Linked DNA regions of Homo sapiens: region 2 is linked to region 1. The links are chromatin contacts, found by Hi-C or POLR2A ChIA-PET in ENCODE. All regions are on one chromosome and are shown on one strand. Each heading gives the region's core, a stretch centred on a gene start or an enhancer-like site at or near the end of the contact. The rest is flanking DNA. Distances are from core to core; before and after follow the strand shown. Region 1 overlaps PACS2 (phosphofurin acidic cluster sorting protein 2). Region 2 overlaps MTA1 (metastasis associated 1).

What was found. Hi-C counts contacts between places; a loop is a spot of excess contacts on that map. ChIA-PET counts read pairs that join two places held with the same protein, here RNA polymerase II (POLR2A). Pooled maps may share reads with other maps.
Region 2: a loop to region 1 is called in a pooled map, with 2.4 times the contacts of the local background. The contact joins two enhancer-like sites. A Hi-C loop is called at or near these places in 3 of 168 maps with a recorded cell type or tissue (colonic mucosa, endothelial cell of hepatic sinusoid and tibial artery) and 4 of 50 pooled maps. POLR2A ChIA-PET finds 5 or more read pairs at or near these places in 2 of 52 experiments (CD4-positive, alpha-beta T cell and WTC11).

Annotation. Positions count from the first base shown.
Region 1 is chr14:105,350,775-105,354,767 of GRCh38, forward strand. It overlaps PACS2 (phosphofurin acidic cluster sorting protein 2), which reads left to right. Exons shown (of 25, transcript NM_001100913.3): 3 at 1,604-1,693. Among named protein-coding and RNA genes, the nearest start is that of PACS2, 38 kb to the left of the region's middle. RefSeq lists an enhancer at 1,949-2,478. Within about 2 kb of position 1,862, at least 3 of the 41 ENCODE cell types and tissues checked have a DNase peak (open chromatin) inside an H3K27ac peak, as active enhancers do.
Region 2 is chr14:105,446,033-105,450,025 of GRCh38, forward strand. MTA1 (metastasis associated 1) reads left to right here. Exons shown (of 21, transcript NM_004689.4): 4 at 3,327-3,377. Among named protein-coding and RNA genes, the nearest start is that of CRIP2, 27 kb to the right of the region's middle. RefSeq lists a silencer at 2,854-2,993. Within about 2 kb of position 2,744, at least 5 of the 41 ENCODE cell types and tissues checked have a DNase peak (open chromatin) inside an H3K27ac peak, as active enhancers do.

The DNA of each region.
Region 1 (3,993 bases), core at 612-3,111:
GAGGGACCCGACGCAGAGCACATTTGCAGGGAAACATCTCTGAAGGGTCAAGGGGAGGAGCAGGGAGAGTCCAGACCACAACGCAGGGGCAGCTGGGGAGAGGAGAGGGGACAGGAGGGCTGGCCGAGGAGAGCCGCGCTGCCTCTTGCCACGCTGCACGTGAGGCCCCAGCACAAGGGGAGGACCAGAGTCCGCCATGGACGTCTCATGGAGCCCGAGTACGGCCATGCGGGCCGCCCGCACCTGTCCTGAGGCCCCGCTGCTCCCACCCGAACCTGGGCTGGCCCCGGGCTCCCGTTGTCTGTCCTGGACCCCCGCCCGCCCTCCAGCCACCTGGCACCTCTCATCCACTGTGTCCCGCGCGCCGGCCTCCGGGAACCTTGTGCCTGGGACCCCGCAGCGGCTGCTTGTTTCTCGGGGCACGAGGTCCCCAAGCTCATCCTTGTTGGGATGGTCCCATTTAAAACAGCACTGCGATAAGCACGTTCAATCCATTAGGAATCTATTTTGATATAAAGTTTGCGGTTGGGGTCCTGTTGTCTTTCACGCAAATGACTCGTTATCCATTTAGCAGGTGCGTGTGATGTCTCCTGCTGGCCTGAAGCTCACTGGGTATGAACTGTGTTTTCAGGTGCTCATGCATTTCCTGCACCTACATCTAGGCTTCTACTACCCTCATTTTTGTGACAGCATCTCCGTATTTTAAGTATTGTATCTCTGTATGTTTTACTTTCTGAGAGGACCAGTCAGGCCTGATCATTCTTCTTTTTAGAAAATGCTTTAGGCCAGGTGCAGTGGCTCATGCCTAATCCCAGCACTGTGGGAGGCCGAGGAGGGTGGATTGCTTGAACTCAGGAGTTGGAGACCAGTCTGGGCAACATGACTAATCCTTGTCTCTTAACAAAATACAAAAATTATTGTATATTTTTTTGTGGTGGTACATGCCTGTAGTCCCAGGTGCTAGGGAGGCTGAGGCTGGAGGATTGCCTGAGCCTAGGAGGTCAAGGCTGTAGTGAGTTGAGATCGAGCCACTGCCCCACAGCCTGGGTGACAGAGACCCTGTCTCAAAAAATAAAAACAAAAAATAAAAAAATGCTTTAAGCCAAGCATGGAGGCACATGCCTGTAAGGCTGAGCTACTTAGGAGGCTGAGGCAGGAGGATTGCTTGAGCCCGGGAGCTCAAGTCCAGCCTGAGCAACACAGCGAGACCTGTCTCTCAAAACCAAAACCAGAAGAGGCTTGGTGCCTCCAGATTTGTTCTGCCAGACAGACTTGGGCAGCGCAGTCAGGTGCTGCTGCACCTGGCCGTGGAATCTGTTTTGTGATCGCGTTAACTTCAGCAGGAGCCGCTCCTGGTTTCTCTCTCATGTCTTAGGGCAGATTCCTGGAGGTGGAACCTGTGGGCCGAAGGGTCTCCATGTTTTTAAGGTTCTTGGGAAAGATGCCAGGGCACCTCTGAGAATTACCCCAGCCTGTGCCTACCACCCCCAGACTGCAGGGCTGCAATCCTGCCAGTTTTAGAGTGCAGGAGTCACGGTGTCTTTGCCTGGTTTCCTGCTGATATGCAGTCCTTTGAGCTAGAACAGGTCTTGCTTAATCACAGGGCTCCAAACGAATCCTGCGGTCCCATGAGATTGTGCTGCCCCCCAGTGGACAAGTGGAGACAGACCTGGCCCTGACCTTCTCCTTGCAGGTGAGTCTTTCACCAGTGGTGACGACACCCTCATCACTGTCCCCTGGGGAGACGGGCCCCCCTCATCACTGTCCCCTGGGGAGACGGGCCCCCCTCATCACTGTCCCCTGGGGTGATGGGCCCCCCTCATCAGTGTCCCCTGGGGAGACGGGCACGCCTCATCACCGTCCCCTGGGGAGACGGGCACCCCTCATCACCGTCCCCTGGGGCGACGGGCCCCGTCATCCCTGTCCCCTGGGGTGACGGGCCCCCCCATCACTATCCCCTGGGGTGACGGGCACCCCCATCACTGTACCCTGGGGAGACAGGCCCTCCCCATCACTGTTCCCTGGGGAGACGGGCCCCCCCATCACTGTCCCCTGGGGAGACGGGCCCCCCCATCAGTGTCCCCTGGGGAGACGGGCACGCCTCATCACTGTCCCCTGGGGTGACGGGCCCCCTCATCACTGTCCCCTGGGGAGATGGGCCCCCCTCATCAGTGTCCCCTGGGGAGACGGGCACCCCTCATCACTGTCCCCTGGGGTGACGGGCCCCCTCATCACTGTCCCCTGGGGAGACGGGCACCCCCATCACTGTCCCCTGGGGAGACGGGCACCCCCATCACTGTCCCCTGGGGTGACAGGCCCCCCCCATCACTGTCCCCTGGGGTGACGGGCACCCCCTCATCACTGTCCCCTGGGGAGACGGGCACCCCCATCACTGTCCCCTGGGGTGACGGGCCCCCCCAATCACTGTCCCCTGGGGTGATGGGCACCCCCTCATCACTGTCCCCTGGGGAGACGGGCACCCCCATCGCTGTCCCCTGGGGTGACGGGCCCCCCCATCACTGTCCCCTGGGGTGATGGGCCCCCTCGTCACTGTCCCCTGGGGAGACGGGCGCCCTCATCACTGTCCCCTGGGGTGATGGCCCCCCCTCATCACTGTCCCCTGGGGTGACGGCCCCCCCTCATCACTGTCCCCTGGGGTGATGGGCCCCCTCATCACTGTCCCCTGGGGTGAGAGCATTTGTCTCATCATTGCCATCAGTGTCCTGCGTTACTGCAGATCTTCTGTTGATTATGGTTTATTCTTAAATGATTAGAAGATTTGTATTTGTTTATTAGGTTGAGTTTTTCTTTGTTTTTTCTTTGTTTTTTGTTTGTTTGTTTGTTTTTGAGATGGAGTCTCTCCTTGTCACCCAGGCTGGTGCAGTCTTGGCTCACTGCAACCTCCACCTCCCGAGTTCAAGCGATTCTCCTGCTTCAGCCTCCCGAGCAGCTGGGATTACAGGCATGTGCCACCACGCCCGGCTATTTTTCGTATCTTTAGTTGAGACGGGGTTTCACCATGTCGGCCAGGCTGGTCTCGAACTCCTGACTGCATGATCTGCCTGCCTCGGCCTCTCAAAGTGCTGGGATTACAGGCGTGGGACACCATGCCCAGCCTAGTTTTTCATTCCTTATCTATGATAAAGAGAATATAAGGCCGGGTGTGGTGGCTCATGCCTGTAATCCCAGCACTTCGGGAGGCCGAGGTAGGTGGCAGGAGAATCGCTTGAACCCGGGAGGTGGAGGTTGGTTGCAGTGAGCTGAGATCATGCCATAGCACTCCAGCCTGGGGGACAGAGTGAGACTCCATCTCAAAAAAAAGAGAGAATATAATAACGAGGGCAAAAAAACACTTACTGAGTCAAGGCTATTTTGCTCTTCTATTTAAAAAGATAGGGGAAACTCAGAGTTCACAAGCAATCCCAGCTCTTCGGGAGGCTGAGGCAGGAGGATTGCTTGAACCCAGGAGGTGGAGGTGACAGTGAGCCCGGCTAATTTTTGTATTTTTGTAGAGATGGGGTTTTGCCATGTTGGCTAGGGTGGTCTCGAACTCCCTACCTCAGGTGATCCGCCCAGCTTGGCCTCCCAAAGTGCCGGGATTACAGGTGTGAGCCACCGCGCCTGGCCCAATGCTCCATGGTTCAGTGGGTTTTGATAGGCATGCTCAGGCATGTCAGCACCACCGCAGTTAGGGTGGTGAACAGCCCCATTTTCCCCTAAGTATTTAAACTGATTTTTATTTGTGAACTCTGAGTGTCTAAGAGATACCTGTGAACATCAGCTTGCTGGAGCCCTGCTGGACAGGGAGCCTGTGGTGAGACGTGCAGGCGAGTTGGGTGAACAGGGGGCCTCGGAGGGAGAGCCCTCCCCGCCCTGTGTGCCCCTCGCGGAAAAGCGTCCTGGGTCCCACCTTGCTGATTGCCTCAGGCACATGAGCCGCCACACTGTTTCCGAGTGTCCACAGGCGCGCTCGGCCATCCCGGACACTGCAGC
Region 2 (3,993 bases), core at 1,494-3,993, 96 kb after region 1:
GGAAGCCACTGGCTGCATGGGAATGCCCTCAGCCTTGGGGACCCAGCTTCTCCCCCGGGAACAGGTGCTCGCAGGTGGTGGAGTCTCCTGTGCCGGGGGATGTTGACTTCAGAGCCAGGAGCCAGAGGCACCCCCACGCCCTCCACATGCTACTGACACAGGGCCTGCCGAGCTGGGCCCCACCTGCACCAGACACAGTGTGGTACCCCACTGAGGCCCTTCATGTGTCGGTGGGGGCAGGCATGAGGGGCATTTTTGGCTTCCACTCTGACACATCACCTGGGGTGGGATCTGAGCCCAGGCTGAGGCTGTGGTCTGTAGGGTGACATTTCCCAGTAGGTGAGGCATGTGACTGCCCGGGTACCCGTGTCGCTGGGGTGGGCCAAGGTCCCACCTGTAACCTCCCACGACCCCTAATGGGGTGAGGTCCAGGGACTGTGGGTTTGCGGTGGGTCGGGTGGGAGGACCCTCGCATCTTCTGCCCCGTCCCAGCGCTGTGGGTGAGGGGCAGGAAGTCAGCCCAGGCAACCTCCCCCTGCTCTGGGAGGGGCTTAGGGACAGGACAGACCATCCTGCCACCGATGCCTTGTTCCTGAGCCTTTGCTGGGAGTCGGCCAGGGCAGGCGCTTGTGGAAGGAAGGTGTCCCTTAACCCCACTGCCTTGCCCACCGGACAGCTGGGACCTTTCCTCAGCAACCAGTGGATGCGGACGTGAGCTGCCCTGGGTCAGTGCAGCTGGGCCGGGCCCCCGAGCCTGGGTCCACTCTGGACACTGGGCTGTGGGGCCTGTGGCTGGCCCAAAGGGAGCTGCCAGTTGACCATGGGCTTTCTCTGGCTTTGTGAGGAACTGGACCTCCTAGCTCTCTGCTCAGAGGAGGGGAGCGTTCAAGGTGGGGCATGGTGATCCTTGACCTCTGACCCCAAAGCCTGTGTACTCCACTGCTGCACTCGGCGGGCTCCAGGCACCAAGGAGGAGAGCTGGGGATGTTGAAGGTCCACAGGCTACACATTCTGGAGGGGTGTTTGGTGTGGCCCTTGGCCCTGCAGGTGCTGGGTGCCAGTCAGCAGCACGGCTGGCGGTTCTTAGTGTTGGAGGCTGGCCTATGTCGACTCTGCAGGGCTGGCCCGCTGGAGAAGCAGTGGTGGGGAGCGGCCTGGCTCGCTGGAGAAGCAGTGGTGGGGAGCGGGCTGGCCCGCTGGAGAAGCAGTGCCCAGGCTGAGCGGCCGCAGTGTGGCCCTGCCAGTCTGTGTGGCCTGGGGAGTCAGGCGCCACCGTTGAGTTGGGCATGTTTATGGCTGGCCCAGGGTGGATCCTGTCTCTGTCCTCTGGCACCTGGGGGCACAGTGTCCCTGCTCCAGAGAGCCTGTATCAGTGGTTTAGTGGTTTTTGAGGGTACTGTGGCCCCCTTGGCTGAGGTTCTGCTCTCAGACGCCCCAGAGGATGGCCTTTTGCTGGAAGAGCCCCAGAAGGGGACTCCAGACATAACGTGATTAGAGGTATCAGAGGGCAGGTTTTCCAGAAGGGCCTCGTTGGGGCTGATAGGACTGGGTGGAGAGCAGTGTCCCAGCTCGAGCACTGGCCCCCCCAGGTACACAGCACAGCCCCTTTGGACGGTGCTCCCTGGAAAGCTGCGTGGCGGCCCCTCTGCAGGGCGTTCCTATGAACTGAGAGCCCAGCTGCAGGGAGCAGGCGTCATGGGTGATGGGTCTGCCGCTGGTCCAGGGACTCAGAGCGCGGCCCCACTCTTGCCTGGCGGCTGGGCCTTGCGGTGATTCTGCAGGGCCCACACCCCCCGGGGTTGTGTCAATCTCCGTTTCTCCTGCTTCTCTGTGAGCTCATGGCAGCCAGGGTGAGGCCCCCAGCTGATCCCAGGGACAGGTGTGAGGACACTCTGGGAGGCCTCTGGCTCTCCCACGTCACTGCCTCCACCCAGCCCCTGCTGGGGCGTCCAGCCCACAGTGCAGGCCTCAGGGTGGAGGGTAGACACCCGCCAGGCTGCACTGTGGCCCCTGTGGCAGAGAAGCCCTCCCCCCGGCAGGGCTGTGAGCATGAAGCCTTTCTCAGGACAGAATGACAGGGAGAGGGGAACGTCCCTCCTCAGAGGAGGGCGTGGGGGCCCTGGAGACCACAGCCAAGAGTGGGAGTGAGGGCACAGCCTGGGCCTCACGCTTAGGGGTGTATCCAGGGTCTGAGGGAGGGTTCAGAGTGTGAGGGGTGCAGGGTACACTAGCCAGCCCCACCTCCTGCCTGGGTGTTTCTGCCTGTTGAGGGTCTTCTGAGGAGCTGTAGGCCCACCTCGCCCGCATCTCCGACAGGCTGCACCACAGAGCCCTGTTCTGCTGACCGGGACGCTGGTGAAATGGGAGTTTCGGAGCCGCTGTGGGCTCCTGTCCAGGCTGGGTCAGTGCTCGGATGGGGCCTGGCATAGGGCGGGCGTGAACAAAAGCCAGCCTCTGGTCTGGGGCTGGTGTGTGGGCCTCTGGGCCCTGGTGATGTCTGAGTTCAGGGTGCAGTTTGCTCGTGGGTCCCCAGAAGTGGGAGCGAGTGAGATGTGTTGGCCTGGGATGAGAGGACTGGGGCTGTCCTGGTCGGCCCTGCCCTGTTCTATGGACCGGGAGGAGGTGAGGCTCAGCCGCCAGACACCCCAGGCTTTTGAGGCCCAGATAGGGCCGGCCCAGAACAGGCCCAGCATGGCTGCTCCCAGCCTCAGTCTTAGCTGTTGGCGCCTGGGAGGGCCCAGAGGAGCCAGGACTTCCTGCAGGCACCACAAGGGGGCCGCAGAGAGCGAGCAGCCCGGCTGGCTGTGGTCCCATCTGGGGACCTTGGGCTCAGAGAGCCGGCAGGGCGCTGAGCGGGATGAGTGGCCCACTGGCGGCCGGTGCTGAGCGTGCGAGGGGCGGTGGGGAGCACCACTGCACGCCCCCATTTTGGGTGTTATAAGAACCCTACTTGGGTTCCTAGCACAGGGCAGGAATCCCCATGCTGCTGGCCGGTGCCCGGCCCCGGTCTCATCTGGACAGCCTGTTCTGGGAAGCCCCAGTGGAGTGGGGGCAGGGGTGGCCTCTGGACAGGGGCCCTCCACAGCCAGGCTTGTCTGGGCTCTTCCCAAAGAGGCTTGGCACTGGGTGGATGGGCAGCCAGAGTGGGGGGACGTCGAGGCCCAGATGATCTTCAACCGGGTGGTCTTCACGCCCCACCGGGAGGCCTGCGGCCCCCGTTCTGCCCTGCCCCCTGGCGGCACAGCCCTCGGTCCGGGCCCTGGGCAGGGAGCAGGCCGCCACCCTGTGCTGACCGTGCTGCCGGGTGCTGTCTGTCTGTTATATAGCCCTGTCAGTCTGCTATAAGGCCGGACCGGGGGCGGACAACGGCGAGGAAGGTAAGAGCCGGCCTCCGCAAGGAGGGCGTCCTCCTGTCTGTGTCCCTGGGCTGGGGGCGGCAGCGCCGCTGAGGGACAGAGTTTGGGCGGGCCGCCTGCATGCCTGTGCCCTGCGCCCGGCCGGCCCGGCTGAGGAGGGGCCCTCCCTTGTGTCCGGCCCACGGCCCAGGCTTGGTGCGGCCCCGGCCTGAGGGTGACCTGCTGGTGTGGGAGGTCTGTGGTGGGCTGTATGGGGCTGTCTGGCCACGAGATGGGGACGGACAGAGGGCGGCTGCCCCTCGCCCTCCTGGCCTGGGCTCTTGGCAGCCGCCGACTCCCCCGCTCCTCTTGCTCTTGCCTGCTGCTTCTGGGGCTGGCCCGGACCTTGTTCTCCCTCCTCCTTCCATCTTCATGCCCTGGGGAGTCTGGGCCTTTAGGGTGCCTGGACTTAAAGGGCACGTGGGCACCAGAGTGTCTGCAGGGGTACCTGCCAAGGAGCCGCCGGGCCGCCATAGGGTGGGGCAGTGGGACAGTGTCCGGCAGCAGGAGGAGGCACGCCTCCCAGGACTGGGCCTCCTGCGTGCTGGCGCCAGGTGGGGCTGGTGGGGTGGGCCTTGGTCTGGCAGTGTGCGTCTGC